Regions from separate parts of the Homo sapiens genome. Here region 2 is linked to region 1. The links are chromatin loops, found by intact Hi-C in ENCODE. Cell type or tissue: gastrocnemius medialis. All regions are shown on one strand. Links, peaks and the distances in the headings refer to the core of each region. The heading gives the core; the rest is flanking DNA. Region 1 holds the start of AGT (angiotensinogen). Region 2 overlaps C1orf198 (chromosome 1 open reading frame 198).

Region 1 (15,160 bases), core at 11,161-15,160:
TACAATATTACCTCTTCAATGTGACTGAGGTTCTTGAAGGCAGGAAATTGTCATATAATTTATGTCTCCCATGTCAGTACCTTATATAGGGTAGGTATCAATAATTACTCATAAAAGATGAGAATTATTGGTTCCCTAGAAGTCATTTTCCCATTCTAGGCATGGTGCCTTTTAGGGGACATAACTCTGACTGAACTTTATATGTCCTCCTTAGTTAGTTACTTAGGGTCTTGATTTCTTCTGGAGGCTGTATTTGTCATTTAAATTTTGCTAGATATTATGCATATTACTTAAGTTTTCACACTTAATGGCATAAATCTGTCCCTAGTATTCCCTCTCAATTTTCTAATCTCCTCTGTAACTGCAGTCTATTTATATGTCCTCAGTAAATATTTGTTGAGTCTGATAGTTTTTGGTTATGATCATGGACTAGTGCAGTGAGGGCAGTTGGATATTTTCCTCCTGGGAGGACATCTGGGATTCACAATCTGGATGTTTGGTATCATGAGACAATCTCCCTGCCCTGGCTTGGGGGGCCACCCATGGGTTAAGGCATAAGTAACAATTCCTGACAAGAGTGGGGTCATTAATGTCTGGAGCAGGAAGCTGAGGGGAGTTGTGTTTTTCTCTTGCCTCAACATTGTAGGAGGAGAGAGAATCCTTTCTAGGCATCAGGGTCATCCCTGAGCACTCCTGGTGTGATTTTAGGGTTCTCCAAGGCCCACTGTGGTTCTAATTTCCTGCCACCATCCCTGAACATCCCACCATTCATATCCTCAGTGTAGAAAACAGAGATGGTAACTTTGACTCCAGAAGGTCACCATTCACATGACCACTTAGGAGAAAAGGAGAAGGGAGAACTTCCAGTATTTTATCCAAATTCTTTATTCGTCACTCAGCTAGCCCAGACGTCTTCTTAGGAAGCATTGGAAGATATGAGAGAGTGGTGTGGGGTGGGAAGCAAATGGTTGGGGAGACATAGCATCTGGCTTTTTTGGGAAGCCCTGCTGGGTTTAGACAAATCTGCAGACAGGAGGAAGAATGAGATGAATGGCACTTAAGTGTTATTCCTCTCCAGATCATGATTCTCCCAGTTTGAATTAAGACTCTTCTCTGAGTTTTGGAGGAGAGATGCTTGGAAAGGATGATTGAAGAGATTCATTCACCCATTAGACTCCCTACTATTGATTAAGGATGTAATGAAGTGATATAAGTCATCCAATAAGCTATGCTTACTATGTTTTTTTTTAAACATAGTAAATGCAAGCCAAATAGAGCCCTCTCCCACCTTAGCCAGTAGAGTGACATCTTAGGATCTTAGGTGAAGTCTTTTTTTTTTGGTTCTTTTAGTTTTTAAATTTGGAGGATTAGGATGACAAAAATGACACCTATGGGTGAAGGGGTATGGAAGGACTGGAATGACATTCAGACTTTTTTTTCAGTAGGTTTGCTGGTTTAAAAACTGTATCTGAGGACAAAATGCTTGGATTCAAATCTTGGCTCCCTAACTAACTGAGATCTGTCTTCTCTGTTCTTTGTCATCTTCATCAATAAAATGGGGGAAAATAACACTGTCTATGTCTTAGGGAGAATAAGATGGAACATTGCATATAAAGTGTCTAACACAAGTCCTGGCACATAGTCATCAATAACTTGTTTATTATTGTGCTTGTTAAATTCCATTCACCTGGAAGATCCAGGGATCCATTCAAAGTTGGCTCTGGCTGCCGTGATGCCAAGTGAAGTCATTCCAATTTTGCAGTCTAAATAGCACACACTGCCTTGTCCCTAAGAGAAATACCAGCCCCAGACATTGTGAATTGATCATTTCCACTGAACCATTTATAAGGCAGAGTTGATCCTTATCATTAAGGTGAGCAAAGCAGTTGTTGTGGGCACTTCTCTTCATGATGATGTTCAGTCATTTAGGTCTCTGTGGAATGGCTGGCAGGAGGCCCTAATGGTGACAGAAATCCCAGTGACTACTGTCCTACTGGCTCTGGTTGGGAGCCTTTCCTAGCAGTCCTACCATGACTGGCCTCTTGGATCCACTCTGAATTCTTCTACTTCTCTTTGCAGTAGAAAGGCATTAACTGATATTTCTCTTTCCAAATTTCTTTGCAATGTTTTCTGTAGAAGAACTGAACATTAAATAAATATTATTTCTAGAACTCAGTTTTCGCAAAAGATAGCATTTCAGTCCCACAAGAGCAATATTTATATCATTGCAACTATGGGGCTTCGGTGGGAAAAGGATGACAATATTTTTCCATTTGGATAGCTGTTTCTTATCTAAACTTATTAAATGGTGAGCAGAACTCTTCATTGTAGACTTTTCCCAACCCTGAGTGCCAAAGCAAACACACAAAGTTCGGACCACTGACATGTTGCTGCAGTAGTATAAGGGCAAATAAGTCTGAATGGAGATAACAGACTTGGAAACGGTACTTTGTGTCTCTACTTTCATGGTCCTTCCCTCTACTGACATGGAAATAGCACCCTAGGCCTGCCCGGGGCCATCCCTGAACTAGGGATGCATCCCCCGTCAAAACAAACTGAGGACATTGGATAATTCACATTTTACATAACAGTATTTTACTCAGATTTATGTGGCTGCTGATGAATTTTCATCAAAAAAGTATTTTCTGGAATAAAATCCATTAAACCAATTTAATCCCTTAATCAATTTTTATGTAGTGTAGTTAAATCATTTTTATTTTTCTAAAAGTTAATGAAACATTTTCTATTTTTATTTCTGAAAAGTAATTTTCATCAGGATAGATTCTTTTCCATTTAAAGCTTATAATAAAGAGCTAATTAATCAATTGATTTTTGTCCCCATCAGATTTTCCTGAGTATAGCTTCTGCTACTGTGAGTTTTCTTTTATGGCCAGATCCAAAGTTTCCTTTTGTTTTATTTTTCCCCTGCTGTAGTCAAGTCCAATGTCTCAGGCTCAAATTCTGCACATCTAAATTTTGCCAGCAATATTCTGTTTGTTTGTTTGTTTGTGACAATGTCTTACTCTGTTACCCGGACTGAAGTATAGTGGCATGATCATGGCTCACTGCAGCTTTGACCTCCTGGGCTCAGGTGATCTTCCCACCCCAGCCTCCTGAGGAAGCTGGGACTACAGGCACGTGCCACCAAACCTAGATAATTCTTTGTATTTTTTGTATAGATGGGGTTTTGCCATGTTGCTGAAGCTGGTCTCAAACTCCTGGGCTCAAGTGTTTCACCCACCTCAGCCTCCCAAAGTGCTGGTATTACAGGTGTGAGCCACTGTGCCTAGCCAGCAATATTCTTTTTAATCAGTTTTCGATTGGTGAAAAAGTGACTATTTCTACCTATAATATTCATTATGGATTGGATAAAACATATTGTCTAATTATTTTGGTGTCATTATATTCAGAATTCCCAGTATAGTCATCCCTTCATACAGGAATGGAATAATAAAATTATACATTAAATAAGTGTTGTAAATACAGTAGATGTTTCTAAAGCTAATTTTTAAATGAAAGGACAATATATAAGTCTATAGCTAACTCCTCTGTCATGCACAATCTGAGTTAACAGAATAGATTAGGGGTTAGCAAGCTTTTTCTATAAAGGGCCATGTAATAAATATTTCAGGCTTTGCAGTTCATATGTTCTCTGTTGCAACAACTCAACTGTGCTGTTGTAGCACAAAAGCATCCTGGACTATTCATAAACTAATGAGCATGGCTGTGTTGCAATAAAACTTGTTTACACAAACAGATGGTGGTCCAGCCCAGATTTGGCCCATGGGCTGTAGTTTGCCAATCCTTGGAACAGATAAATGTTCATGCTATTATTTGTTTAGTAAGAGTATTCTTTAGTTGCCAGGTTGACCATGAACTACCATAAATAGAGAGCTCCTGGAATGTACATTGGAAAAGTTTTTCTTTTTGTCCAGTTTTTCAGGATCACAGCTGTTATACAAAGCTCTGTGTACCAACAATGCATATATCACCAGGCTCATATACAATTTTCTTAGAGGAGCTCAATACCCTGTGGACTTAAATTAAGAACCATAAAACTGCTTGAGAGTGGACAAAGAGAAGATAACCATTTTTCCTATCTTACTGAAAATAGAAGCAGAACAATCACTCGGACTCACATCATAGGACTAATTATGGATGGAGCATATTAGATGATAAAATAAAAACTAACAGGAAAGGAAAGCATGACACTAGCTTTGGTATTCAGTCATGGCTTAGAGTTACTAGCCTCATCTGGGTATAGCAGACAAGCTCTGGCCTTAGGAAAATATTATACTCTACACTTTGATGACTCCCCTAAAAACAAAACAACTAAAACAATTGTAAAAAGCAAAGCCTATTACAAAGAGGGAGCCAAAATTCAACATGAAATATACTGTGCTTAATAGAATTGAATTCTTGAATAATGTTCTTCTGGCCTCCAAGTGAGAATAAAGGTTGTGCTATTTAAGAATGTTTTTCAGCTGCACATAACTGCCTGTATTAGTCCATTTTCACACTGCTCTAAATAAATACCTGAGACTTGGTAATTTATAAGGGAAAGAGGTTTAATTGGCTCACAGTTCTGCATGGCTGGGGAGGCCTCAGGAAACTTACAATGATGGTGGAAGGGGAAGGAGGCACCATCTTTGTAAGGCTGGAGAAGAGAGAAAAGTGTGTGTGAAGGAGGAACTGTCAAGCACTTATAAAGCCATCAGATCTCATGCAAACTCACTCTCATGAGAATAGCATAGGGGAAATCGTCCCCATGATCCAGTCACCTCCCTCTCTTGACACATGGGGATTACAGGTGCCTCCCTTGACAGGTGGGGATTACAATTCGAGATGAAATTTGGGTGGGGACACAGAGCTAAACCGTATCATTCTCCACCGGCCCTTCCCAAATCTCATGCCTTTTCAGATTTCAAAACCAATCATGCCTTCCCAACAGTCCCCCAGAGGCTTAATTCATTCCAGCATTAACCCAAAAGTCCAAGTCCAAAGTCTCATCTGAGACAAGGCAAGACCCTTCTGCCTAGGAGCCTGTAAAATCAAAAGCAAGTTAGTTACTTCCAAGATACAGTGGGGGTACAGGCAGTTGGATAAATTGGCCAAAACAGAAGGGCTACAGGCCCCATGCAAGTCCAAAATTCAGTGGAGCAGTCATTCAATCTTAAAGCTCCAAAATGATTGCCTTTGACTCCATGTCTCACATCCAGGTCATGCTGATGCAAGCAGCAAGGTCCCATGGCCTTGGGCAGCTCCACCCCTGTGGTTTTGCAGGGCACAGCCCCCTTCCTGGCTGCTTTCACAGGCTGGCATTGAGTGTCTGTGGCTTTTCCAGGTGCATGGTGCAAGCCAGGTGGATCTACCATTCTGGGGTCTGGAGGATGGTGGCCGTCTTCTCACAGTTCCACTAGGCAGTGCCCCAATGGCAACTCTGTGTGAGGGCTGCAACCCCACATTTCCCTTCCACATTGCCCTAGCAGAAGTTCTTCATGGGATCTCCACCCCTGCAGTAGACTTCTGCCTGGACATCCAGGCATTTCCATACATACTCTGAAATCTAGGTTCCCAAACCTCAATTCTTGTCTCCTGTGCACCCACAGGCCCAACACCATGTGGAAGCTGCCAAGGCTTGGGGCTTGCACCCTCTGAAGCAATGGCCTGAGCTGTACCTTGGCCCCTTTTAGCCATGGCTTAAGCTGGAGGGGTTGGAACGTAGGACACCAAGTCCAGAGGCTGCACAGAGCAGGCGGGCCCTAGGCCTGCCCACAAAACCATTTTTCCCTGTTAGGCCTCCAGGCCTGTGATGGGAGGGACTGTGGTGAAGGTCTCTGACATGCCCTGGAGCCATTTTCCTCATTGTCTTGGTGATTAACATTTGGCTTCTCATTACTTATGCAAATTTGTGCAGCTGGCTTGAATTTCTCCCAAGAAAATGGTTCTTTTATTTTCTACCCCATCATCAGGATGCAAATATTCAAAACTTTTATGCTTTGCTTCCTTTTTAAACATAAGTTCCTATTTCAGATCATTTCTCTCAAGTTCAAAGTTCCCCAGATCCTAAAGGCAGGGGTAAAATGCTGCCAGTTTCTTTGCTAAAGCATAGCAAGAGTGACATTTGCTCCAGTTCCCAATAAGTTCCTTATTTCCATCTGAGACCACTTCAGACTGAACTTCATTGTCAACATCTCTATCAACATTTTGGTCAAAACCATTCAACAAGTCTCTAGGAAGTTCTAAACTTTCCCACATCTTCCTGTCTTCTGAGCCCTCCAAACTGTTCCAACCTCTGCCTGCTACCCAGTTCAAAAGTTACTTCCACATTTTTTGATATCTTTACAGCAGTGTCCCACTCTCTGCAGTACTAATTTACTTGCCTAAAAATGCTGCAAATAGTACTCACACAATAGTGCAGAGATAGGCAATCATTTGTACTAGTTTAAATAACTCTATATGCCAAGCAAAAACCCAGGTGTTTTCTATCATTCTTTGCTTGCTGGCTTTTGGTCCTTACACTTGTTGCCTCATGGTTGCAAAATGGCTGTTTTGTCTCCAGACATTACATCAACATTTGAAGGAGGAAGAAGGGTTAGTGTCTGAGCCACTGACTCTGCTGATAAAAGGACAGAGAAAGCTCTCCCAAAAGCCCTCAACAGATTTCTGTTTGTCTCATTGGTCAGAACTATCTTACTTGACCACTAATGGTTACAGAGGAGAGCAGTGATGCAGGATTTTTCTCGGTCCCTTTGCCAGTCAGGGACCTCTTGCTGGTGATGCTGGAGGCCTTGCTTGGGGCACACTACCTGTCCCTGGAGGTGCCTCACCCAATCGGCCCCCCTGGGCCAGGTCTGGCTTGTATACCAGTTCCTGAGTTCTTGTCCCACGCCCAGAATGAATGAGGCTGTGCTGAACTCTGAAGGGTGAGGGTGATGGAGAAGAATTTTTTTGACCAATGAAACAGCTTTCAGTGGGGAGGGGATGCAGGGGTGGTCTCCCTACCAGAAGGTGGGAAAGTCCCCCATGTGGCTGGGTCTGGGGCTTTTTATGGACTCAGAATGGGGAGTATGTGTTGATTGGTTTATGAGTATGCAAAAAAGGTTAAAGCAAAGACTCTACTCAAAGGTGGGCATGACAGTGTAGAAAATCAGTTAGGAAAGGACAGGTATATGTAAAATAGGTGAAGGGTGGGGATCAATCAGAGGAAAGCACACCAAACAGGAAGACAAGTTCTCAATCTGGTCCAAGGATTTAAGTTGTAGCTTGGCTTTCAGGCTTTAAACTGTCTTCAGCTTGGAGGCGGGATTTCACCGGGGACCCGCCCCATCTGCCTAGGCATTTGGCTGCCTCCTCCTGCCCTTAGTAGGAAAGTGAGTGTTTCATTTTCTCAATTTATCTGTGGATGTGGACAAAGGGGAAAGGGGTAGGGAATAGGGGGTTGTAGTCAGCCTCCAACAGATTATTACCACTGAAATTGTGCCCTAAAGGATTAAAGAAGTCAGTAACTAACAGAAATTCTTGAGTTTGCAAGGTAAGAAACAACTTGCTCAAATGCTGAAACTCCCTCTGCTTGTGAGATAAAACTAGCAGAAATCAGTTGGAACCACCATGGCCAACTGGAGTTTGCACACAGTGAGCTTGGTGAAGTCACGGCCCGAATTTCTACCACGTGTTTCATATTAACCCCTTGAAATTTTCTCATGGGACCCCTGAGGCAACATGAAGAGATAACTGTGCAAACCTGAGGATTTTCTAGGCCTCCCCTTTCCTTTCACTAATCACCTACAATCCCAATATCCACCCCCTAAACCTTTTCTAATAAAATTATGCCCTGCCTTAAAGCCATCTCAGGGAGACAGGTTTGAGCTTGACCCCTGTTGCAATAGAAAGCTTTTCTTTTGTCAAAAACCCAGAGTCATAGCACTGGCTTCTAGTGCATCAGGCAGCAATCACTTTTTGCTTGATAACACCATTTTTCATAAGTACCTGAAACTGGATTCACTAATTATGTCAGCTAATGTTGACATTGATAGAGGTAAACGACTCATTTCTTATTTATAAATCTGCAACTGTTGACAAGAAAAGCCATTGGCTTGGTTATAACTTTTGAAATGTGCTGCAATTAGCCAGGTGTGGTGGCTCATGCCTGTAATTCCGGCACTTTGGGAGGCCGAGGCAGGCGGATCACGAGGTCAGGAGATCGAGACCACCCTGGCTAACACGGTGAAACCCCGTCTCTACTAAAAATACAAAAAATTAGCTGGGCATGGTGGCGGGCACCTGTAGTCCCAGCTCCTAGGGAGGCTGAGACAGGAGAATGGCGTGAACCCAGGAGGCGGAGCTTGCAGTGAGCCGAGATCCCGCCACTGCACTCCAGCCTGGGCGACAGAGCGAGACTCCGTCTCAAAAAAAAAAAAAAAAAAACATAATGATAATAATAATAATAAAAAATAGAAAGAAATGTGCTGCAATCACAAAATTTCCCAGAACTTTATCTTATATGACCGTTTTCCTCCAGCTCATGGACAGCTATGTCTGAATCAACAGCAGTCCATAGGGCACTGCCCGAGGTATCAGGTGATGTCTAAAAGGATTCAATAGGAGGAGCAGGCATCTGGGAATATACCAAAGGAAATAAAGTCAACACCTAGTAACAATATCTGCACTCCCAAGTTCAATGCAGCATTATTCACAATAGCCAGGATATGGAAACGACTTCTGTCTGTCAACAGATGAATAGATAAAGATTTGGCATACTGTATACACACAATGGGATACTATTCAGCCTTCAAAAAAGCATAAAGGCCAGGCATGGTGGCTCATGTCTTAATCCCAGCACTCCGGGAGGCTGAGGTGGGCAGATCACTTGAGCTCAGGAGTTTGAGACCAGCCTGGGCACCATGGTGAAACCCTGTCTCTACAAAAAAGTACAAAAAAGTTGGCCAGGTGTCATGGCATGCATCTGTAGTCCCAACTACCAGGGAGGCAGAGGTGGGTGGATCACTTAAGCCAGGGAGGTCAAGACTGCAGTGAGCCATGATTGTGCCACTGCACTCCAGCCTGGGTGACAAAGTGAGACCCTGTCTCACAAAAAAAAAAAAAAAAAAAGCGGTGTGGAACTGTGCCGCTTGCTACAACATGGATGACTGGAAGACATTATGCTAAATGAAACAAGGCAGATACAGAAAGGAAAATACTGCATGACCTCATTTATATGTGGAATCTTTTTTTTTTTTAAAGTGAATATACAGAGATAGAGAATACAACAGTGGTTACCAGGAGTTGAGGAGGAGAGCAGGGAGGAGATGTAGGTCAAATGATACAAAGCAGCAGATATATACGATGAACAAGTCTAGAGATCCAGCGTACAACATGAGGACTATACTTAAAAATGTCACATTGCACTTGGGATTTTTGCTAAAAGAGTAGACTTTACGTGTCCTTGCCACCTAAATGAGTAACTGTGAGATGATGGATATGTTAATTTTCTTGACTACCATAATCATTTTACTATCTTCATATCAAAATATCATGCTGTACACCTTATATAAATACAATAAAAATTATTATTAAAAAAGAAAGAACAGGCTGAGAATGGTGGCTTATGCCTGTAATCCCAACACTTTGGGAAGTTGAGGTAGGAGGATCACTTGAGACCAGTAGTTCAAGATCAGCCTGGGCAACATAGCAAGACCCTATCTCTACAAAAAATAAAAATAAAAAAATTAGCCAGATATGGTAGCATGCACCTGTAGTCCTAGTTACTCTGGAGACTGAGGCAGGAGGATTCTTTGAGACATGATCATGCCACTGCACTCCAGTTTGGAGGACAGAGCAAGACCCCAACTCTAAAACAACACACAAAAATACAGCCATTTCTCCTGGGTGAAATGGGGGAGCTCAGACTATTTTGTTTTATTTGTCAGGAGTCTAAAGCCCATGTGAGCCAACTTAAGAAAATTCTGTTTGTATTTGAGTGTTCTTTATTGGAAAGAAATGGACTTTTCCCTAATGAGCCCATTTTACAAATCGAGAGCTCCAAATGCCCGGTTCCAGCCCCCATGATATAGATGGGCAGCAATGAGGACCAGAAATGCTGGGAAGTGTCCTTGTCATGCAAGGAAAACTTGGAACTTCAAGGATCCATCATGGGATGCAGGACAGTAGGCTCCACCCCTCTTCCTGCTTTCCAGTAAATGATGTTCAGGGCTCACATGCCTCTTCCAAGGCATGATGTGGGGTTGCAGTTCTGATCCCAGCAGAGAACAAGGCTCCTGTGAAACAATTAGTTTTGGCTCAGAGGCAAAAAATGGAAACCCCATTCCTGTATTTACCCTTCATTCTTTCCTTACCTCATACAGCTGGTTCCAGGTTTGATTGCATCATATACATAAATAAATAATCTGCTTTCCTGGTTTGGTTTAGTTTTGCTGGAGAGAGGAGTTTATGTGTTCATCCCATGACTAGCTGGGTGGTCAAGAGATTGGAAAGTAGGAGTTCTAGTTTAGACCAAGTCTCATCTCAGAAACCACAGAGTAGAACTGATCCCAAACGTCATCATCCCTGTAGGGAAAAGAAAGAGAGATCAGACTGTTACTGTGTCTATATAGAAAGGGAAGACATAAGAGACTCCATTTTGAAAAAGAGCTATACTTTAAACAATTGCTTTGCTGAGATGTTGTTAATTTGTAGCTTTGCCCCAGCCACTTTGACCCAACCTGGAGCTCACAAAAACATGTGTTGTATAAAATCAAGGTTTAAGGGATCTAGGGCTGTGTCAAAGTGGCTGGGGCAAAGCTACAAATTAACAACATCTCAGCAAAGCAATTGTTTAAAGTACAGCTCTTTTTCAAAATGGAGTCTCTTATGTCTTCCCTTTCTATATAGACACAGTAACAGTCTGATCTCTCTTTTTTTTCCCTACATATCCCAATAGCACCTGCCTGACTAATACATCATGCTCTGCTGACTCCATATGTGGCTGGTTTCCTGGATCCGATTCTGACTGATGGTATCTGTTCTCACGCTGCTAATAAAGACATACCAGAGACTGGGTAATTTATAAAGAAAAAGAGGTTTAATGGACTTATGTGTTCCACGTGGCTGGGGAGGCCTCACAATCATGGTGGAAGGTGAAGGAGGAGCAAAAGCACATCTTACATGGTGGCTGGCAAAAGAGAGAAAGCATGTTCAGGGGAACTCCCCTTTATAAAACCATCAGATCTCATGAGACTTATGCACTATCACAAGAACAGCATCAGAAAGATCCACCCTCATGATTCAATTACCTCCCACTGGGTCCCTCCCATGACACATGGGAATTATGGGAGCTACAATTGGAGATTTGGGTGGGGACACAGCCAAACCATATCAGATGGCTTATTTGGTTTCTATGTAGAACCTCTGCTTTTCATTCAACAGTCTTCATTTAGCCACAGATAAGCTCTGTCCCTAACTTCCACTGATGGAATGTACACATAAGAAACTTCCACTGATGGAATGAACACAGAAGGTGCCTACTGGGAAGAAAACTGGCCTGAATCTGAGCTGGGTCAAATGTCTGCAGTCAGTTTGAATGGCTGCTCCTTATGGGAATAATTTACATTCTCAATAAAATTCTCTAGCAATTTTCTGATTGATTTTAATGAGCTTTAAAGCCTTACGTAGAAGATCCCCCAGCTGATAGTCAGCCTTGGGCATGGATTAAGGGCTTTTAACCAATCTTGCAACAAGTTTAAGCAGATATTCTTTATTGGGTCCAATCTAACCAAAATTATTTTCTTATGTTCTCCCCAGTAACGTGTCATTATTAAGAGAAGTTTGGCTTGCTTAGAGGCCAAATTTAGAGGGTCCTGAAATTTTATTTTCTTTTACACCACTTTCCAGCATGTTACCTGATCAGTTGTTTATTATCTTTGCTGTTGAATGGAGTGATCATTCCAAGGGCCCGAGGCAGGAGGCCCAGGCACAGTGGAAACTCTCCCAAAGACCAGGATCTTTGTTTTGTTCCCTGACATATGCTGAGCACCAGGAATAGTGAGTGAATGAAACAAATTGTGAGGCTTTAAAGAGCCGAAATATTTAAACACTGGGCACAAGGTTGTTGCTTAATCAGTGCTAGATCCTTACCTCCCCCTTGTGTCCAGGTGGACTTGTTACTGCAGTTAAACCACTTGCTGATCCTCAAACAACTAGTTAGTGGCACAGCCAGGCCTAGGACCCCAGTCTCTACTGTTCCAACTAACCCATTCGCAGGCAGGAGCACTTTGAATGGTCTCTTATTTTAAAAAAATTAAATTAAAATTGTCTATTTATTTAGAGACAGAGTCTTACTCTGTAGCCCAGGCTCGAGTGCAGTGGTGCAATCATAGCTCACTGTAACCTCCATCTCCTGGCCTCAAAAAGTGTTTGAATTACAGATGCGAGGCACTGTACCTGGCCCGAATGTTCTGTTCAGACAAAGCCACCTCTAAGTCGCTGTGGGGCCCCAGACAAGTGATTTTTGAGGAGTCCCTATCTATAGGAACAAAGTAATTAAAAAAATGTATTTCAGAATTTACAGGCCCATGTGAGATATGATTTTTTTAAATGAAGATTTAGAGTAATGGGTAAAAAAGAGGTATTTGTGTGTTTGTTGATTGTTCAGTCAGTGAATGTACAGCTTCTGCCTCATATCCAGGCACCATCTCTTCCTGCTCTTTGTTGTTAAATGTTCCATTCCTGGGTAATTTCATGTCTGCCATCGTGGATATGCCGTGGCTCCTTGAACCTGCTTGTGTTGAAGCAGGATCTTCCTTCCTGTCCCTTCAGTGCCCTAATACCATGTATTTAAGGCTGGACACATCACCACTCCCAACCTGCCTCACCCACTGCGTCACTTGTGATCACTGGCTTCTGGCGACTCTCACCAAGGTCTCTGTCATGCCCTGTTATAATGACTACAAAAGCAAGTCTTACCTATAGGAAAATAAGAATTATAACCCTTTTACTGGTCATGTGAAACTTACCATTTGCAATTTGTACAGCATAAACACAGAACAGCACATCTTTCAATGCCTGCATCCTGAAGGCATTTTGTTTGTGTCTTTCAATCTGGCTGTGCTATTGTTGGTGTTTAACAGTCTCCCCAGCTACACTGGAAACTTCCAGAAGGCACTTTTCACTTGCTTGTGTGTTTTCCCCAGTGTCTATTAGAGGCCTTTGCACAGGGTAGGCTCTTTGGAGCAGCTGAAGGTCACACATCCCATGAGCGGGCAGCAGGGTCAGAAGTGGCCCCCGTGTTGCCTAAGCAAGACTCTCCCCTGCCCTCTGCCCTCTGCACCTCCGGCCTGCATGTCCCTGTGGCCTCTTGGGGGTACATCTCCCGGGGCTGGGTCAGAAGGCCTGGGTGGTTGGCCTCAGGCTGTCACACACCTAGGGAGATGCTCCCGTTTCTGGGAACCTTGGCCCCGACTCCTGCAAACTTCGGTAAATGTGTAACTCGACCCTGCACCGGCTCACTCTGTTCAGCAGTGAAACTCTGCATCGATCACTAAGACTTCCTGGAAGAGGTCCCAGCGTGAGTGTCGCTTCTGGCATCTGTCCTTCTGGCCAGCCTGTGGTCTGGCCAAGTGATGTAACCCTCCTCTCCAGCCTGTGCACAGGCAGCCTGGGAACAGCTCCATCCCCACCCCTCAGCTATAAATAGGGCATCGTGACCCGGCCGGGGGAAGAAGCTGCCGTTGTTCTGGGTACTACAGCAGAAGGTAAGCCGGGGGCCCCCTCAGCTCCTTCTCGGTCTTGTCTCTCTCAGATGTAACTGAGCTGTGGGCTAGGAGGAAAAGGCCGGGAGGAGGCACGGTGATGACTGAAAAACCTCTCCCCTCTCATAAGACCAGTCATCCGGACGCGGGCTTTCCCCCACTCGGTGCCCACCTGGGGTCTTACAGGAGGAGCTGCTCCTCCTCAGCAATAGGACAAGATGGTCAGGTCTTCCTGCTTCCGCTGAGAAAAGTTAGGGTCCTCAGGAACGGAGCAGACTGGTACAGGAACAGAGTCATCATGGCCAAGAGTCCACCGGGTCCTCTTGCCATCAGGAGGAATAGCAGGGCTTGTGCAGGAATTGGGGCTGGAGGGAAGGGCCGGGCTCGGTCAGTCTCCAGCTGGGATCCCCAGAGTGGTCACCCTACCCCTCCCTCGAGACAGACTGCCTGACTGTGTGTCATCAGGCTGGTCACCATCTCCCTGAACCTCGATTTGCTCACCTATAAAATGGAACTAATAACGATGCCTGGGCTCCCTGTCTCAGGGGCTCTGGTATAGCTGAAGAGAACTAATATAACATGAAAGTGCTTTCTAAGCTTTGGGATAAGCTAAAAGGCAGATTCCAATTTTATTCGAGGGCAGCGTAGATTGGTGCTTCAGCTCGTGGATGACAGAGTCAGGGGGCCTGGTTCTGAGTCCTAGTTCTGTCTCTTCCCAGCTGTGTGACGTTGAACAAGTCACTGGACCTCTCTGTTCCTCTGCAAAACAGCATGAACCAATTCATTAACTACTTCTCCAGGATGCAGTAGGTCCCAGGGACTATCCTAGGAATGTGGGCTGTATTAGTAAACACAACAGCGGGAACCCTGTTCCGGGGCTCACATTCACATCAGAGCAAACAGACAAAGACGCTGGACAGAATAAGTGCATAACTACATGGTACAGAGGGTTATAAGGAGGGAAAAGGGGAGCTGGATGAGAGAGTTGAGAGTGCCCGGTGTGGTGGGGAAAGCTGCAGGGTGAAATACTGCATCAGGGAAACCTCAGGGAAGGTGAGGACTATGGTGAGGTCAGAGGGGTTGATATGAGAACAGTGCCCTGCAAATGGCAGGCACCACAGGAGCATGAGCCGTCATCTTCACCTTTAGCATTCAGCCCGGGAGAAGTAGGGAGACATAGAAGGGGCAGGTGCTGGCCAAGAGGCAGGGGCAGGAGAGGAGAAGGCGGAGGGGCACTCAGGGCGAGGGTGTCAGGCCCGCCACCCCAGAGCACCATTACTCCCAGGACGCGGCTGCGTGCAGACCTGGAACCAGCCTAGGGAGCAGCCGCAGATCACAACTGAGAACAAACGACAGTCTCTGCCTCAAAAATGGCCCATGGAATTGCGTCTCTGGAGACGCTGCCTGAGCAGGAG
Region 2 (16,110 bases), core at 2,531-6,530, 150 kb before region 1:
GGAATTTAAATTCCCCTGGACTGCGCCAGAGGTAGGCACCAAAGTGGAGTCAGTTGTCTCATTGTTGTCCCCAGGAGATCATTCATGGAGGAGGGCCAGCTCCTGGGCACAGGGATGATGGATAAGGACAGGATAGGCTGCTGAACAGAGGTACCCCCAAATAGGTGACCCCAAGTTTGTCCTAAAGGACTGTAAACTAGATAGAGTGGGGCCCAATGTCTCTTCCCACTTGATCAGTCTTCTGATGTGGTCCTGGGGCCTCCACAGCCCTTTCCGCTGCCCTGAAGGACACTGCCTATTTCTTTGAATGGTATCCTCTCCCCCATTGCCAGTAATGTTTTTCTATCTCACATAGCAACGTTTTAAGTCAGAGCATGCAAATACAGCCTCCAAATGTGGTGATCATCTTCTAGACATTTCTTGTGTATTGCAGGAACAAATAGAAATTGATTATATGATGCTGATCACAGATCTTGGTGGTTTTGAATGTGGTCAGGGGCTCAGTTCACTCACTGAAGTTCCGTGTGCATCTGACAGGTGTGGCATCTGTGTGTGTGTTTTCATCCTCATCCCTTGGCCTGAGGCCCAGATGGCCCCTTGCCTTGATGACTTAACCTGGTTCTCCTCAGGGAAGGAGGCTGCTGCCTTTGAGTATTGAAGCCGTGAAGGGACCTATCAGTCTTTAGGTTCTTGCTTCCTTGGAAATCAACAGAGCAAATATTTCTCAAGGCCCATTATATTAGAGACAAGGCATTTTAGCTTAGGGTACTTCATCCTCCCATAATCTTTACCAACTCCTTTAAAAATCCCCACGTGTGAACATATGATCTCAGTAAAAAAGCATGGAAGTATAGCTTCAACCTAGGCCCCGGCCCCTTCCCACAGCCACCCAACCCCATTTTGTGGAGAATCTGGAGCTGCTGCTGGAAGAACGCTTCTCAACCAGCAAAAGGAGAGGAGCCGGTGGAGCCCCATGTCCTGGATTCTTGTCCTGGCCATGCCAGCAGCAAGGTGCCACCCCTCTTAAGGGGTAGTTTGCCTCTCTGTGAAGTCTGGTGGCAGAACCAATGGCTCACAGAGTTTCTTTCCAACTCGCTGGTCTGGCTTGGAGCAGGCCCAGACACTGGGGCCGTGCACTTTGGGTCCAGTATTTTGGTAAGAACATTAAGGCAGGTTTGCAAATGGATGCTTTTGACAGTCTTTCACCCACGCTGCTTGATTGCCACGTTCTTCCTCCAGCAGTAGGGTTTCGGGAATGGCTTAGTTTGGGAGGGGAAAAGTTTTTATTTTAGAGGGATCACCCTGTTTGCTTCTGCTGTTTCCTGTTATCTGCAAGGAGAAAACCCCACACACCTCTGAATTGTTAGGAATGTGTTCCTCCCTGCTCCTGCCCCCAATCTTCTTGTCACTGATCTAGCAAGATCTGAGTACATGGTGAGAGTTACAGGGTTCTGCGTTCTGTGATACATTCTTGGCTCCAGATGGGCCCTAAGCAGATGACTGGGGGAGCTTTGGCAGCTGGTGCGTCTTGTTCGCGTGGACCTACTTGCCTCTTCCATCTCTCCATACGGTGGAGCTGGGCAAGAAGGGTGTTTCAATATCCCTAATCGGGGTTTCACATGTTGTGGAACGTGGATTTTTAAAGAACCCGGAGCCAGACAGCTCTGTCCCCTCTTCAACAGCTTGGCATGATCCACTGCCGTGTCCCTCCAGTGCCTTCATCTCTGCTCCTCCTACAGGAACCTGAGGACTTGCTGTTGCTCTCTTATTCCTCTTGGCCTTAGCTTCCTTTTCTGAAGCTGTTTTTGCCTCCCTATGTCTGCTGCATTGCCTGTGGCTTCTTAGTCCTTAGGCTAGAGGCGGCTATGGGTACCTATGTTTAGCAAACTGCTGAGCTGCTACACCCGCTCTGTGTCATTAGGGCTACCTGCAAAAGACCTTTCTGCAAACCTAGGGGCCTGTGTGCTGGCCAGCCTAGAGGTTTGCTTTCTAAAATAAACCAATTTATTACAAAAGTTTTTACCTGTACATTATTGTTAAAAGTTTCAAACCAGGCAGAAGGAGCATTATAAAACAGCTGGTAGAATCAATCGCTTCAGAACTTTCTTGAGCCTTACATCTTTGTTAGATTTGAGTTTGGCTGCTGTGTGGCCTCTCAATGCAGGACCAATGACACATGAAGTTTCCTCATCCCCTTTCCCTTTAGTAGACTGGCCTTTTCTTTTTGAAATCTGACATTAAAAAAATAAAATAAAAATAAAAAAAAGGAAAAAGAAAATTAGGGAGTTGCTTTCTCAGCATTTTGGACTCATTTTTTAAGGAAGGTGGATGTTTGAATTATGATTCCCACCTTGTGCCTGCTGTATCCATGGATGTTTTAGAAAGGATAGCAGGGTTTTCTGAGTCCCTCTACCTGGGGCCCTGGGCAGGAGTTGAGATGGCCCTGCTTCAATTCCAGTTCCACGGGCTGAGAGGAGAGGGCGGTCGGGCCTGTTCTGTGAGCTTCCCTTTTATGTTGTGGGTTCTCTGCCCTGAGTAGCACGTGGCCTGCTGCCCTGGGAGCTCAGGCAGCAGCTTAGGCCTCTCCTCCCCAGGCACCTCTGCCTGCTGGCTCCTGTGGGAGGGTGGCCCAGTGGCAGCCAGGGAACAGGTTTAGCAAAGAAATGAAGTGACTTGGTCACAGACCTGCGGGGAGGGAGGGCAGGAAGCATGGCGACAGGTGTGGAGTCATCTTTTAATTGATAAGAGTCACTTTTACACTCTAAGCAAGGGATTCCCATAGTACTGGAGAAAATATCTATTTCTTCTTCTTCTTCTTCTGAATAAATGAAGGAAGATGAGACCTATTTGTTTAGACTTCCTGTCATATTTTGCTCATTTCTTTAGCATTTCCTCCACCTACTCTGTATCCTGTTTCCATTACCATGCTCATGCTGAGTTTTTGTTTTGCTGTAATCTATGGAGGCTTGAGTTTCTGGATTCGTATTCATGGTGGAAAACATGCCCCATGGTTAAATCAGGACTGTTTTTCTGTCTTTGCAACTGCAGTGTTGTATTTCCAGTTATGGAAACCCCCTTATCTCAGCAGAGTTAAAAATATTACAAGTCAAAGGGAAAAGCATGGATTCCATAAATATGTAAACAATGCTTGCTGAAAATAAGCAGTTGGTAAAAAAAGAACATATTTTAATCATTCTTCCTTACTCTCCTCTTTTTGAATAGACTTAATTTTTTAGAGCAATTTTAGATTCACAGCAAAATTGAGCAGAAGGTACAAAGTTCTCATTGCCTCTCTGGCTCCCACGCTACAGTGGTGCATTTGTGACAGCTGATGAACGTACATGGACACGTCGTTACCACCCAAAGTCCATAGTTTAGGGTTCACTCTTGGGTTGTCCACTGTATGGATCTTGACAAATGAATAATGACATGTACCCATCACTATAATATCACACAGAGGAGTTTCACTGCCCTAAAAATTCTCTGTGTTCCACTTACTTATCCTTCCATCCCCCCAACCCCTGGCAACCAACGATATTTTAACTGTCTCCATGGTTTTGCCTTTTCCAGAATGTAATATGGTTGGATTCATACAGTATGCAGCCTTTTGAGATGGGCTTCTTTCACTTAGTGATACTCATTTAAGGTACTTCCATGTCTTTGTATGGCTTGGTAGCTCATTTCTTTTTCTTGCTAAATAATGTTCCATTGTCTGGATGTATCACAGTTTACTTATCCAATAACTGAAACACATCTTGGTTGCTTCTAAGTTTTGGCAATTATGAGTAAAACATCTGTGTGTAGGTTTTTTGTGTGGACGTAAGTCTTCAGTTCATCTGGGTAAATGCCAAGGAATGTGATTACCTCACTCCTGTAATATATTTATTTGTGGAGGAATAAATATAGAAATAACTATAGCAGAAGCACAGTTGTGCATGGAGCTGTGGTTGGGAGGCCCTCAGTTGGTCAACATGTCCAGGGTGCTGTCATTATCAGTGACAACAACCAGTGTTGTCACTCGGTAATTAAACCTTACAGTTGATCCACAGGACAGGCTCTGGCATCTCTGAGGGAGTGATGGGCACGACACAGCTCACCAGGAACAACGTGTTCCACCCTGGATGAACCAAGATGGCCAGGCCACCTGGCATCACTACAGGGTGACACACTCTGCAACCTATGGGACTTTCTGTCCTGCTCACATGCTCTGCTCTCTAAGCCTTATTTCTCTAGCTTATAGAATTTCTCAGTTTACATTTCTTACCTTCAAGCCAAGATGCCACAGGTGTCAACCAGAAACTCTCCTTATTTATGGATTTCAGGAAGACGATGACCATTTCTGGCATCAATACGCGTGTTGCCGTGTTCCAAGATCCTGATGCTGTTTTAGAATCACCCCAGAAAGCCCCTCACTCCCCGCCTAGCTGTTTTTCCTGGAACAGCTTGTGGAGGCCCTAAGGGAGCCCCCATGCTGGACAGCTCCCTCTGCAGGCGCTATCCATCCACACACCAGAAACACTTGCAGAATGTGATGAATATCAGGATGTTTGTTATGGTTGTAGCCTGTGGTATGCTGGAGCCGGCTCTGGGGGAGTGAGGCGAACTAGCCCTGACTTCTAGCATTTGCTGGTTGCCATGACCAGATACTCCACCATGGCCCGTTGCACGCTGTTGGCGTGACTCACGGGATGCATATCTGGGCACCGCGCTATATGGTATTTCCACCTTACACATACAATGGATGCAAACAACCTTAAGACCATGGATAATAGTAACTGTATTGAAATGATGAGTTTCTAGTGTTTATTACTTTTTTTGGGGGGGGCACACTTTAAAAAAATTCAGTTTTTACAGTAGTTTTAGGTTCCAGCAAAATTGAGCGGAAAGTACAGAGAGTTCCCACACAGACCTTTCCCAAAATGTACACACAGACGTGCATATGCACACAGCCTTTCCCACCACCAACATCCTAAACCAGAGTGGTGCACTGATTACAATCAGTGAACCTGCATTGTTTTTATCATTGTCAACCGAAGTCTCTGGTTTACACTAGGGGTCGCTCTTGGAGGTATACGCCATGATGGTATCATACAGAGGGGATCCATTGCCTTAACAGAAATCCTCTGTGTGCCACCTGCTCATGCCTCCCGCCCCCCAGGCTCTGGCAGCCACTGATCTTTTTACTGTCTCTGTAGTTTTGCCTTTTCCAGAATATCATATAGCTGGAATCATACAATATGTAGCCTTTTTAGATTGGCTTCTTCCACTTAATAATATTCATTTGAGGTTCCTCCATGTCTTTCCATGACTTTTTATTGTGGTAAAATACATACAACATAAAATTTACCGTTTTAACCACTTTTCTGTGTATAGTCCGAGGCATTTAGTACAGTCTCAATGTTGTGCAATCATCACCACCATCCATTTCCAGAACTCGTGTATTATTTAAAGTGAAACTATATCCTTTAAACAATGAAACTCTGTATATATTAAACAATAACTCCCCATTTCCTGGCCTCAGTCTCTGATAACCTCTATTCTACTTTCTGTCTCTATGATTTTGCCTACTCTAGGTACCTTATATAAGTGGAATCACATGATTTTTATCCTTGTGTCTGGCTTAGTTCACTAAGCATAATGTCTTCAAGGTTCATCCATGTTGAAGCATGTATCAGAATTTCCTTCCTTTTTAAGACTGAATAATATTCCATTGGATGGATAGACCACATTTTGTTTATGCATTCATCATCTGTCAGTGGATACCTGGTTGCTTTCATCTTTTGGCTATTGTGAATGGCACAGCTATAAACATCGGGGTATAAGGATCTCTGAGCCCCTGCTTCCAGTTCTTTCGGGTGTATACCTAGGAATGAAATTGCTAGAACAAATGGTAATTGTATGTGTAATTTTTTGAGGAACTGCCGAACCGTTTTATATAATGGCTGCATCATTTACATTCCCACCAAGAGTGCACAAGGGTTCCAGTGCCTCCACATCCTACCAATACTTGCCAGTATCTGCTTTTTGATAGTAGCCATCCTTGTGGGTGTGAAGTATATTACCTTTATTTTTAATACAATGGACTTAATTGCAAGTTTGTATAATTCACCTTTTTAATCACAGCAGTTAAACAAGATATTTAACAACAGGTTCAAGAAATTCCTCAAAATTTTACAATCAGCTCTCGTTAGTTGGTGCAGGCCTGCTCCAACACACCTCTGGTTGCAGCCTTGCAGCCTCCAAAAATAAAAGTGTCTAGGAACCACAGAGTTCTTAAGCCCTCCAGTATCCATTTTTTTTATCAACAAGTAAAGAAGTAAACGCTGGCGATATGATGCAAACATGTATTCCAGCACTATGAGCAAAAAATATATGTTATTATTTTTAATTCTGTTTCATTTAGGATTTAGGAGGTGCACACTGAATTGAATGAACATTTCCCAGAGAAGAGCAAATACTCAAGGTCTCTGGGATGTTAGGGAAAAAGATTGTTTGTGTGTGTGTTTATCCCGGAGTCCTTGGAGCTGCGTGGGGACTGGCAGAGCCTCTTACATGTAGCGCTGGCCTCTGATAATTGCCAAGTGCTCTGTGTTTCTGGTGGCTTTCTATAGCTTCCCCCCTGCTTTTTGGCTTTCTGCTCTGGGATTTGGTGACCTGGGGCATCTTTCTGTTCTGCACTCCAAAGAAGTCATTGTTTCTGGAGAGATTCAGTGCTGCCCATTTGGTATGGATGCCTCTTACGGAATTTGACTCTGAGGATAAGTCCTGGCCAACAATGAAGCCCACTCTCTTGTCGTGTGGCCTAAGTAACAGATGTGTTTTGACACTTAGATGATTTCAGATCCTAGGCGCCAGAGAGGGGGGTGGGAAAGCCTTCCAAGCAGTCCTAGAAAAAGCATATGTGATTGGTCCAAAAGCATGTGCCTGGCCTCATTTTGGTTGCAGGCTGGTCACCATGGGAGTAGAAGAAAGGACAGCATTGTATGCGTGTGAGTGGGTGCCGCCACTTTGCAATTCTGATTCCATTTGCATCCAACAGCCCAGGGAGCCTGTTCTTGCCGCCAGTGCTTTTTTGTGGCTAGAGCGTGCAGTCCACGGCTGACATCAGAGCTTCCATCACATTTTTGTTTGGCATGTTTATTTTTGTTAAGCACTTTATTGTTTTTTATGAGCTCAGAATTACAGAAACCCAAGGAATCTGCCCCTTGACTTCATTTCTTGCTGGAGCAAACAGAAGACTATTGACTCGACACTAAGTAGGGGAGAAATCACAGTGTGACCCTTTCTCCTCCTGTGACCCCCTTGGAATTTCAGCTAATATGGGTTGCAGTCACTGGAGAGTTGACTGTCCCCAAGCTCTGGGCTAAGTCTTCGTTCCTCAGAGTGTTGTATTGAGCCACCTTCCAAAGCCAAAAGCCTTATTATTTTAATCTTTGCAGATTTCAAAGGGACTTAAGGTATATAATTAATATTTAGAATCATATCGAGTAACAGGGGAGTCCAGCTCCATCATGCCCCACCCTGGCCAGTCAGTGGTCCTGCCCTCTGCCTGCCCCGCAGGTGTTCATGCACTTCCTCTTTCCATTTGGGTGGCCAGTGGCCTGTCTGATTCTGGATGGAAGGAGCACCTTTGCCAGTTGATTTCCATTTACCTTTTTCGAAAGATCCAAAGCTGGATCTCTACTCTACCCTGTGGATGGCCGGTTCTTCCTCCTGGAACTAAGAGCTGTGAAGAGCCGGTGAAGTCTTAGGGGGTGTGTGAGTGTGGGGTGTGGAGGCTGGGGAGGAAAATCAACCTGTGAAAATATCCAGGCTTGTGCAGAGATCATTTATTCACGAAGAGTTAATGAATGATTAACTAGAATAAATGATACTTACATTCCATCAGCCTCTTTTATTTTTCCCATGTGAAAACAAAGCCCTTCTTGGTTTGATTGCTTCTAAACGGAACTCAGAGGGTTCTGAGGATTTTAGGGACTTTGGTTATTTAGCTCAACTGTACCCCTAGCATGCACACAGAGACGTGGACAAGGAGCCCCCTAGAGCTGAAGGCTGGCCCTCTGCCTCTGCTAGGAGACATCTAATCACAAAGCCTTGGTAACTCACATTCCTCCAGGCATCCATTTCCATTTTTGGAGGAATGAAGTTTGTGCATTGGGAAGTGACTTGAGTTTAACTGAAATTCCAAACAAAAAGGCAGTGGTTCCTCTCATTTTTAAAGGTTTTGCTTGACAGCCATGAGGCACTGCATACCAATCAGTTCAGAAGTCAGGATCATAAGCAAATACCATTACAGGACAGTGACTGTAACACTCTGAGGATGGGGGTCATCTTACTGTGCACATGGTCATTAGTTGCACACACTATGTGGTTCTCAGAACTGACTGTTTGATACACTTTAATGCAGCTTAACCCAGTTTGTAGGGCTTTTCCCTCACTTTTGTAATTCTTAATATTTATACCTAGTATCTTTGTTAGTGGTGTTTTTTTTCCTGATATAAATATATTTAGTCCTTTTATATGCTGTCCTGGGAAAATAAAGACCTGGATTCTGGCCTTTTGACAGTCTCCTCTCTGGGTTTTCCTTGCTCTTTATCCCCAGCATATGTGAAGTATTTGTGCCACAAATGTACCAGCCTCTACTGCACAGAGCCAAGGCACACAGCACAGCCATCAGGACACAGAACCAGATCTCTACCCTGTTGATGGCTGGCTCTTCCTCCTGGGGCCAAGAGCTGTGAAGAGCCTGTGCCCCCACATTGGGAAGTCTTGGGGGAGTGTGAGTGTTGGGAGCGGGTGATTGTGGGGGAAAATCAACCTGTGAAAGGATCCGGGCTTGTGCAGAGTTTGTTTATTCACATATTCTCAAAGAGTGAGTAAGCGTCCGCTACGGGCAGTCGCTGAGTCTTCCGGGCACTTGGGATAGAGAAGCGGACAAAGGCCCTGCTGTGTTGCCCCTGTCATCTAGGGTTGGCCGTGCTTGGGCTGTGCTGGGGAGTCATCACACACTTCCTTCCCTGTCCCCGCTTCTTGGGAATAGGCCTTCAGCTGCCCAGACCCTGGCATGCCTTCGTTATTTGAGTTCAAAGACTGACCTCCCACTGGCTGTTCATGTTAGGAGGCGTCTGCACAGAGAACGCACACTCGGGGTCTGGAAGGCTGAATGTGTACACTTATGTGTTGGTGAGGCACTCCCCCTGCGTGGGCCCTGGCATTTGCCCCCAGTGTCTGAGGCTAAGCTAGGGTGGCGGAGGCTCTGTCAAAAGCTGAAAGAAGAGGGTCTGTGGGCAGAACTGGTTTGCCCTGTAGAGGAGAGGGAAGCCAGACCCTTGACTTAGGGGCGCAGAGTCGGTGTACCTATGGGTGGGAAGAAGACAGTTATCCAGGGATACTTACGGAAGGACATAAATCACCTGGAGTTTTGGGGAGATATGGATATGATCTCCGTTTAAAATATTTTATCCCATTTTAGCCTGTATCACCCAATGTGTCCTGATTTTTTGTTCTGAAAATATGCTCCCAGTAGAAGCAGTCAGACATGGTGCACACCTGTAGTCCCAGCTGCTCTGGACACCCAAGGCAGGAGCATCCCTTGAGCCCAGGAGTTTGCGTCCAGCCTGGCCAACATACTGGGACCCCATCTCTTAAAACAAACCAACAAACAAACAAAAGTTACCCAATCGAAGCTGGACACAGATGAGACATTTGCTAGCACAGGAATAACTGCGGGTAGAGGGTGGGATATAAGGAAAGGTGGCTTCCCCAAGTCATTTGTGCAGGCCAGTGAACAAAACATACTGGATCCAAGGTCAAATTCGTAGTGATTGTTCTATAGGGCTCTTTCTGTCCTGTTCTGTTTGGTGGGGGTGGGGAGTGATTTCAGAGTTCTTGTTATAATTAGTCACATGGATTACATTGGCGTTTTTCTTCATTGATTCTGCTGATCCATGCCCTCGAGCTCTCTGGTAGGCCTGTTGGGGAGGAGGGGAGCTCCTGTATTGGCATTGACTGGCAGATTATGGCTTGGCGTTCTTTTCCCAGATTACCTCATTTAATCCTTACAACAGCCCTGCAAGGGAAGTATCATTTTGCTTTTACAAATGAGAAAACTGAGGCTCAAAAAGGCTGAGTCATCTTCCCATGGCCACACAGCTAATCATTGTTCAGGGCTGAGTCTGTGCCTGATTCTGCTGAGACCATCAAGCCCTCATCCACTCCTACTCATCTCATCTGTCTGAGTCCATTGGGGGGCCTCACCGGCATTCCCTGTTGTCTGTTTGGCTGGGGAGGGGAGTGTCTGGCAGCCTCAGCGGGAAAGATGAGGGAGCAATCTGATCAAGACGGTCAGCGCATTATATTGAGAGTGTCAAAGCATCAGGCTTGTTTAGAGCCAGGAGTTGGGATTATTCCTAAGTTTTGGTTCCCCCACGGTCCTGGGTGGATATTTGCATGGGGTATGTCTGGGTTTGAATTTCAGACTTATTCTCGATTTTTTATTTCAGGATCTAACTTGGCAAGATGAGCACTCTGCCCCTTTCTCCTGGGAAACAAAGGTAAGTTGGATTAAATTTAGATCTATTTGTTCTTTTAAAAAGAACTGAGTAGTTGTATATTTTTCTTTCAGCATTTGATGGACTCAGAAGACAGCCCCCTGACTGCCAGGCTGCAGGGGATGTGTCCATTGTTGGTAGAAAAGGAGGGGATGGGAGGAGCATGGTGAGGAATTAGGAAACTATTGTGTGTGGTTTGGTGATAGTGAGTTCAAAGTAGTAGTGCTTTCTGCCAGGGTCCAATGACGCCCCATGATGCCCATTGTCTAGGACTCCCGGCCAGCTTGGTTAAGGGGGCCAGCCCTCTTGGGGGCCCTGTCTCTGCTCATACCTCTGGTTCCCAGCACTTAGCACCTTGATGGGAGATGCCCCATAAGACAAAGCTTTGAGCAAATGGGAGGTGACGAGCTGATTGATAGACATAGACATCCATTTAGCTAATTCATCCCAACGTGGATCACTAATTCTGTCTCCCAGTCATTCTTCTTCTCATCATTATCATCATCATCACCAGAGTTGCTTAAGAGCATCAAGCTTCACTGATTTTAATTCATTTTCCCCATCTCCTAAGTTGCCCCAGTAGAAGTACATTCATAAGCAAAATGACTAAAAGACAGGTGTCTTTAACCCAAGGGACAGAAATAAAAGACCAAGATTTTCTGAATTCTGGAACATTTGGTGATGTGTGTTGGAGGGTTCTTTACGTCATGAGAGTGTGTTACAGACAGAGACGGTGGTGAGCCTGGAATAGGGCTCGGACTGCTGGGCAGATCAGGGTTTTTAAATACTGATACCTCAAGGCACTTGTTTTTTGGTTTTTCACTTGTCCACATCATTGCTGATCAGAGCCCTCATCCCAGCAGGAGACCTATGAGGAGGGTGGGCCAGAGTGGTTCATGAAGGACCCTGAGAGGCCCTCATGTTGGCGACTGTGTCTTAAAATGAAATATTGCCCAAGGGTTCAGATGGACACAAGGACAGCTGACACTGTTCTTGGCACACAGACAGTATTTAGTAAGCTATTGCCGATTGCCCTGGGTGAAGTGAGCTGGCCTCAGGGCGTGGGAGCGTGGGACAATTGAGATGAGTGTTAGAGTTAAGAGGTGGTTTTGGGGAAGGCATGGCATTAATGTAGTCTCCCTAGGGATCGGGTACGGGTTGCAGGGGTGACCAGCACTGTCTTGGGAGAGAGCACAAGATGTTAAGGAGCCGCCTGCAATTGGAATAGCTTCTAAATCCAACACTGGATCCTGTGTCTACTGACATTGCAAAGGAAGTCATAAGTGGGTAAAAAGTGCATCATTACATTGATTCTTAGCCAGGGCCCTCAATATTCCTCTTCTATGGGCTCCCAAAATGGGTAATTGTGAGAAGTACTAATCCTATAGATGATATCTAGTGGTAATAGCCAGATAGATTCTCTGTGTGTTGGAAATGAGCAGCCTTGGGTATGGTGACCCAGAAAGCAGTGCAGATTTTCCTGGACTGGGTCTATATTTGAAGATATCATAGTGATAAAGGCAAAGGAAAGTAAAAAATAGTTAAAGTGTCCTAAGACCTAAGCTCATCATGTTCCCCACGAGAACATCTGTTCTCTTAAGAATTTAGCTTGTTAAATGTTCCTGAATCAGCTATTTGTGGGACAGGACATTTCATCTTTTATTAACTTGGCATAAATGACATTCTGGGACAAGGTGGTGCAGCTCCTGGAGTGGCCACTGATACAAGCACAGCTGCTGGGGCCAGAGTGGGAAACAGGTGCCTGGCGAAGATCTCGAGAAAAAAGAGAGCAAGTACAGTCCACTTGAATCACACTTGTGCTGAGAGGCTCATTGTCCACAGATGCCAGCATATCTGGTCCCTTAGGAACCAGTGTAAGTTGAGGAAGCTTGCTAAAATCTGGTTAATATGTGTCACCCATCAGAAATTGCATCCTTTTAGTAAAGTGTAGTCTTCATAGCTCAGAGTTGGCAGTTTCATTTCATACTCCTGTTAGATTAGAGTTCCAGTTTGTTTCACAAACTGTTGGGCTCACTCTGTGTCCTCACCTTCCTGTTTGATCTCTCGAGGTCAGACTTACTATAGTTTACTATTAGAAACGTCTAGGGGCAAAATAGAGCGTATCTCAGAGAGCAAGGGAGCTGTCCCTTCCTCCTTCTTCACTAGGCAGTGCCGAGTTTTAAAAAGCCCATCACTCATTCCTCCTTTGTCTTAACCCTGGAGTGCCCTGCCATCCTGCTTGAAGAGATTTGCCAAACTCTTCTTAGGACTTAAAGGCTTATAAGATCTTCATTGGAGAGCCACAAACAGGAGGTGGCTTTAGTGAAGGTAGGACCCCCTAATCTCCAATTGCAGGACTGGAGGGAGACTTGGACCCCATTTCTTGTTACCTCTCAACTGATGCCTTCCTCACTCTATCAGTTCTCTATAGATGCATAACAAACTTAATGGCTTGAAGCAGCATTTTATGTGCTCATGATTGTGTGGGTCAATGATCGGAGCAGGGCTCAGCTGGACTGTTCTTCCGTTGGCCTTGCCTGGGATCACTTATGTGTCATCTGATCGCCTGATGGGAGCTGGGTGCTCTGAGAACCTTGCTCACGTGTCTGGTTGGTGCTGGCTGTTAGCTGGGCCACATGTCTCCAGCAAGCCAGCCTGGACTTCTTCACACAGAGGTGGAGAGATCCGTGTGCGGGAACGGAAGCCTACGAGGACTCTTTTGAAGCTTAGGCTGGGCAATTGCATAGTATCACTTCTGCTCTGTTCTGCTGGTCAAATCAAGGCACAAGCTGGGCCAGATTCAATGTTTGAGGAAAGAGATTGCACCTCTTGATAGAAGAGCTGCAGAGAGTTTGCACCCATTTTAAATCTAAGATTGTATGATGTCATTCATTCCTTGGTTAACCTTGGCCATTTCTTTCCATTTTTAATTAATCACTCATTGATTTTTTTAAGTTTTATTTTTAATTGTGGCAAAATACACACAACATAAAATTTTCCATCTTAATCATGTTTATGTGTATAGTCTGGTGGCATTCAGTACATTCACATTTTTGTGTAAACATCACCATCATCCATCTCGAGAACTCTTTTTAAAAATTATTACTTTTTAATTGACAAATGAAAAATTGTGTATATTTATGATGTACAACAAGATGTTTTGATACGTGTGTACATTGTGGAATGATTAAGTCAAGCTAATCCACACCTCCAGAACTCATCTTGCAAGACTGAAACTCTGTTCCCATTAAAGAATGACTGCCCCCCACTCTCACTAGCCCATGGCAGCCACCATCTATTTTCTGTCTCTGAAATCATTCATTGATTTTTTTTTTCCAGTAGATATTTATTGTATACCCCGTTTATGTCAGACATTATGCTGCAGGCCCAGAGTTGAGCATATGCCACTTCTGTGCTCGAACAACAGCTCAGTGAGTGGACAGCTGTGTTTGGTGGCAAATCTCACTCAGCACAAAAGCTATAGCCACCGAGTCACTCCAGTCATTTTCTCCATACGTTTAACCCAAATTTGTACACATGTTGGGTAGATGTAACCTCATGCCCTTCTTCAGCTATTCAGTTCAACAGACATTTAGTGGATGCCAGCAGAGTGCCCAGCTCTGACTTCTCCATCCCCTGACGAATCTACCTACACAAGGGTAAGCCTGACCCAAGGTCATGGCCATGGGCAGAGTTAAGAATCGCAGGGATTTTTGGTTTCTCACCCAACTGCTGCACCTCTGTATGGGTTCCTTTCTCTTGGCCAGCCCATGACCATTCCACCTCCACAGAATGAGCTGCGGTTGTGCTTGGGACCTGTGGTCGCTGCCCCCATGCAACGCAGCTTTGATCAGGAGAGCTCGCTGCAGCCTCACAGTAGCAGCTGTGCACCCACCTGGTTTTCCAGCCTGTCCACCCTGCCTCGGTTGCCTCCTCTGAGGCTGATCGTGGCTGTGGTGCCTCTGTTACCCAGACTTCTTCCATCACAGAAGGGAGGCCTGCCTGTCCCAGAAGGGTGGGGGTGGTCGTGATTGTCATCTTTTCCACTCATCTATCAGCTTGGCAGGCGTGCCAGGGGAGAGGGGGCCAGTGGGGACCTAATGTTGCATTCCTGTCTCATGCTACTGCTGTTTCGAGAGGAAAAAACTCAGCACTTAGAAGGCTCCAGACAGGAGGAGGCAGGGAGTGGAGAGAGGATTCTTTACATTCCCCAGGCGGTCTGGGCTGGAGAATTCAGAGGAGAAAATGCCTTTGGGGCAGGTCAGGCCCTGCTTCAAAGTTGGCTGGGCTCTTGGGACCCCATCCCCAGCCTTGGTTGGCTGGGCTCTTGGTTGGCTGGGCGTTGTGACCCTGTCCCCAGCCTTGCCCCTCCCCCAAGCTGTCTGGCTGCTTCTCCTTTCTGGCTACCCCCTTCCTTCACCTGATGTCCAGCTGCCTATTAGGGCAGTAAGTAGGTTGGGCTGGGGATCGGTTCCTTGATTTCATGGGTATCAAAAGATCTTGGGGGGCTAATATAGATCATTCCCAGAGTAGGGAAGCCTTCCAGACGCCTCCTTGGGAAGATACATAAGCATTTATGAGCACAGGCCCTTCCTCTGTGCTGTGCCCATGATAGGGATGTGTGTGTACTCTGAATTCTTTCACCCTTGGGAGGCTGGTGTCCCTGTTCACGCTGTGGGTCAGGACACCGGGATGCAGGGGGTCAGGTGCCTGGCAGGTCGAGTGGGCGGAGAGCAATTGGAGCTCAGGTCTATCTGTGACTTTCGGGGCTTTGCTGCCCATGGTGGGACAGAAGGGCTGTTCCAGCAGGATGTTCCTGGACATAGAGGATTCATTGGCTCTGCTCAATGGTTCCTCCTCACTACCAGTCACGGGGCTTCTGAGAGGCAGGACACCATGGGGCTGCATCCACCCACCCGCAACTTGGTCTCTGTGCTTCTCACCGAGACCCCCATCTCTGCCCAGCAGTCCCCTCCCTCCCTCCTGCCCTTCCTCTGGGCTGTGCCTCACCCCTTCCTGAGACAACAGCAGACCCCTGTGTGCCCCTGCTCTTGGCCTTTCCCTGCTCTCCATGTGTGTGGGACGATGCGTCACTCGCTCAGCCCTGCCCTCAGCCCTGCACTGCCATCCCACAGGCTCTGTTCTCACCCACCTCAGGGACCATGTTCTCTTGGACCTCAGTGTTTTGCTCCGTCCCCTGACCCCTATCCACCTGAGAAGGCCCCACTTGCCCTCCAGACTCAGCACAAATCCTCTTTTAACAGTTGTCCCAATCAGGAATCTCACCACGTGCCGGGTCTGTGCTGAGCACCCTCCCTGCATTGCAGAGTGTAATCCTCACAGCAACCCACCTTACAGATGAGGAAACTATGGCATAAAGTGAAGATGTGAACCAGGCAGTCCTAAGCCCAGTGCTGGGCTCTTAAGCCCTATGCAGCTTCCAGAGTTACCCTCTTCCCTGTTACCGTTAGGAAGCACTGTGATAGAGGAAAAATGGGGATCATGCTGATGAATTCCTTGTTGGTGCGTCTTTGTCCCTGTGAGATGATGAGCCCAGAAT

Evidence for each region. A loop is a pair of places that touch in the nucleus more often than their neighbours do. Peaks named below come from ENCODE experiments on the same cell type or tissue, not always from the same donor. Only the 100,000 strongest peaks of a DNase experiment are listed, where the experiment ranks them.
Region 2: a loop joins it to region 1, with 4 times the contacts of the local background. A loop is called at or near these places in 1 of 110 quality-filtered maps.

Annotation. Positions count from the first base shown.
Region 1 is chr1:230,712,674-230,727,833 of GRCh38, reverse strand. AGT (angiotensinogen) reads left to right here and starts at 13,712. Exons shown (of 5, transcript NM_001384479.1): 1 at 13,712-13,748. RefSeq lists a silencer at 2,197-2,491. In gastrocnemius medialis, for the core only: no CTCF peak of the experiment used is centred there; a DNase peak (open chromatin) is centred at 13,653; H3K4me3 peaks cover 1,310 bases; H3K27ac peaks cover 2,677 bases.
Region 2 is chr1:230,850,111-230,866,220 of GRCh38, reverse strand. It overlaps C1orf198 (chromosome 1 open reading frame 198), which reads left to right. Exons shown (of 4, transcript NM_032800.3): 2 at 10,503-10,553. Among named protein-coding and RNA genes, the nearest start is that of C1orf198, 10 kb to the left of the region's middle. RefSeq lists enhancers at 9,780-10,979, 13,986-16,110. In gastrocnemius medialis, for the core only: no CTCF peak of the experiment used is centred there; DNase peaks (open chromatin) are centred at 2,560 and 4,090; H3K27ac peaks cover 3,900 bases.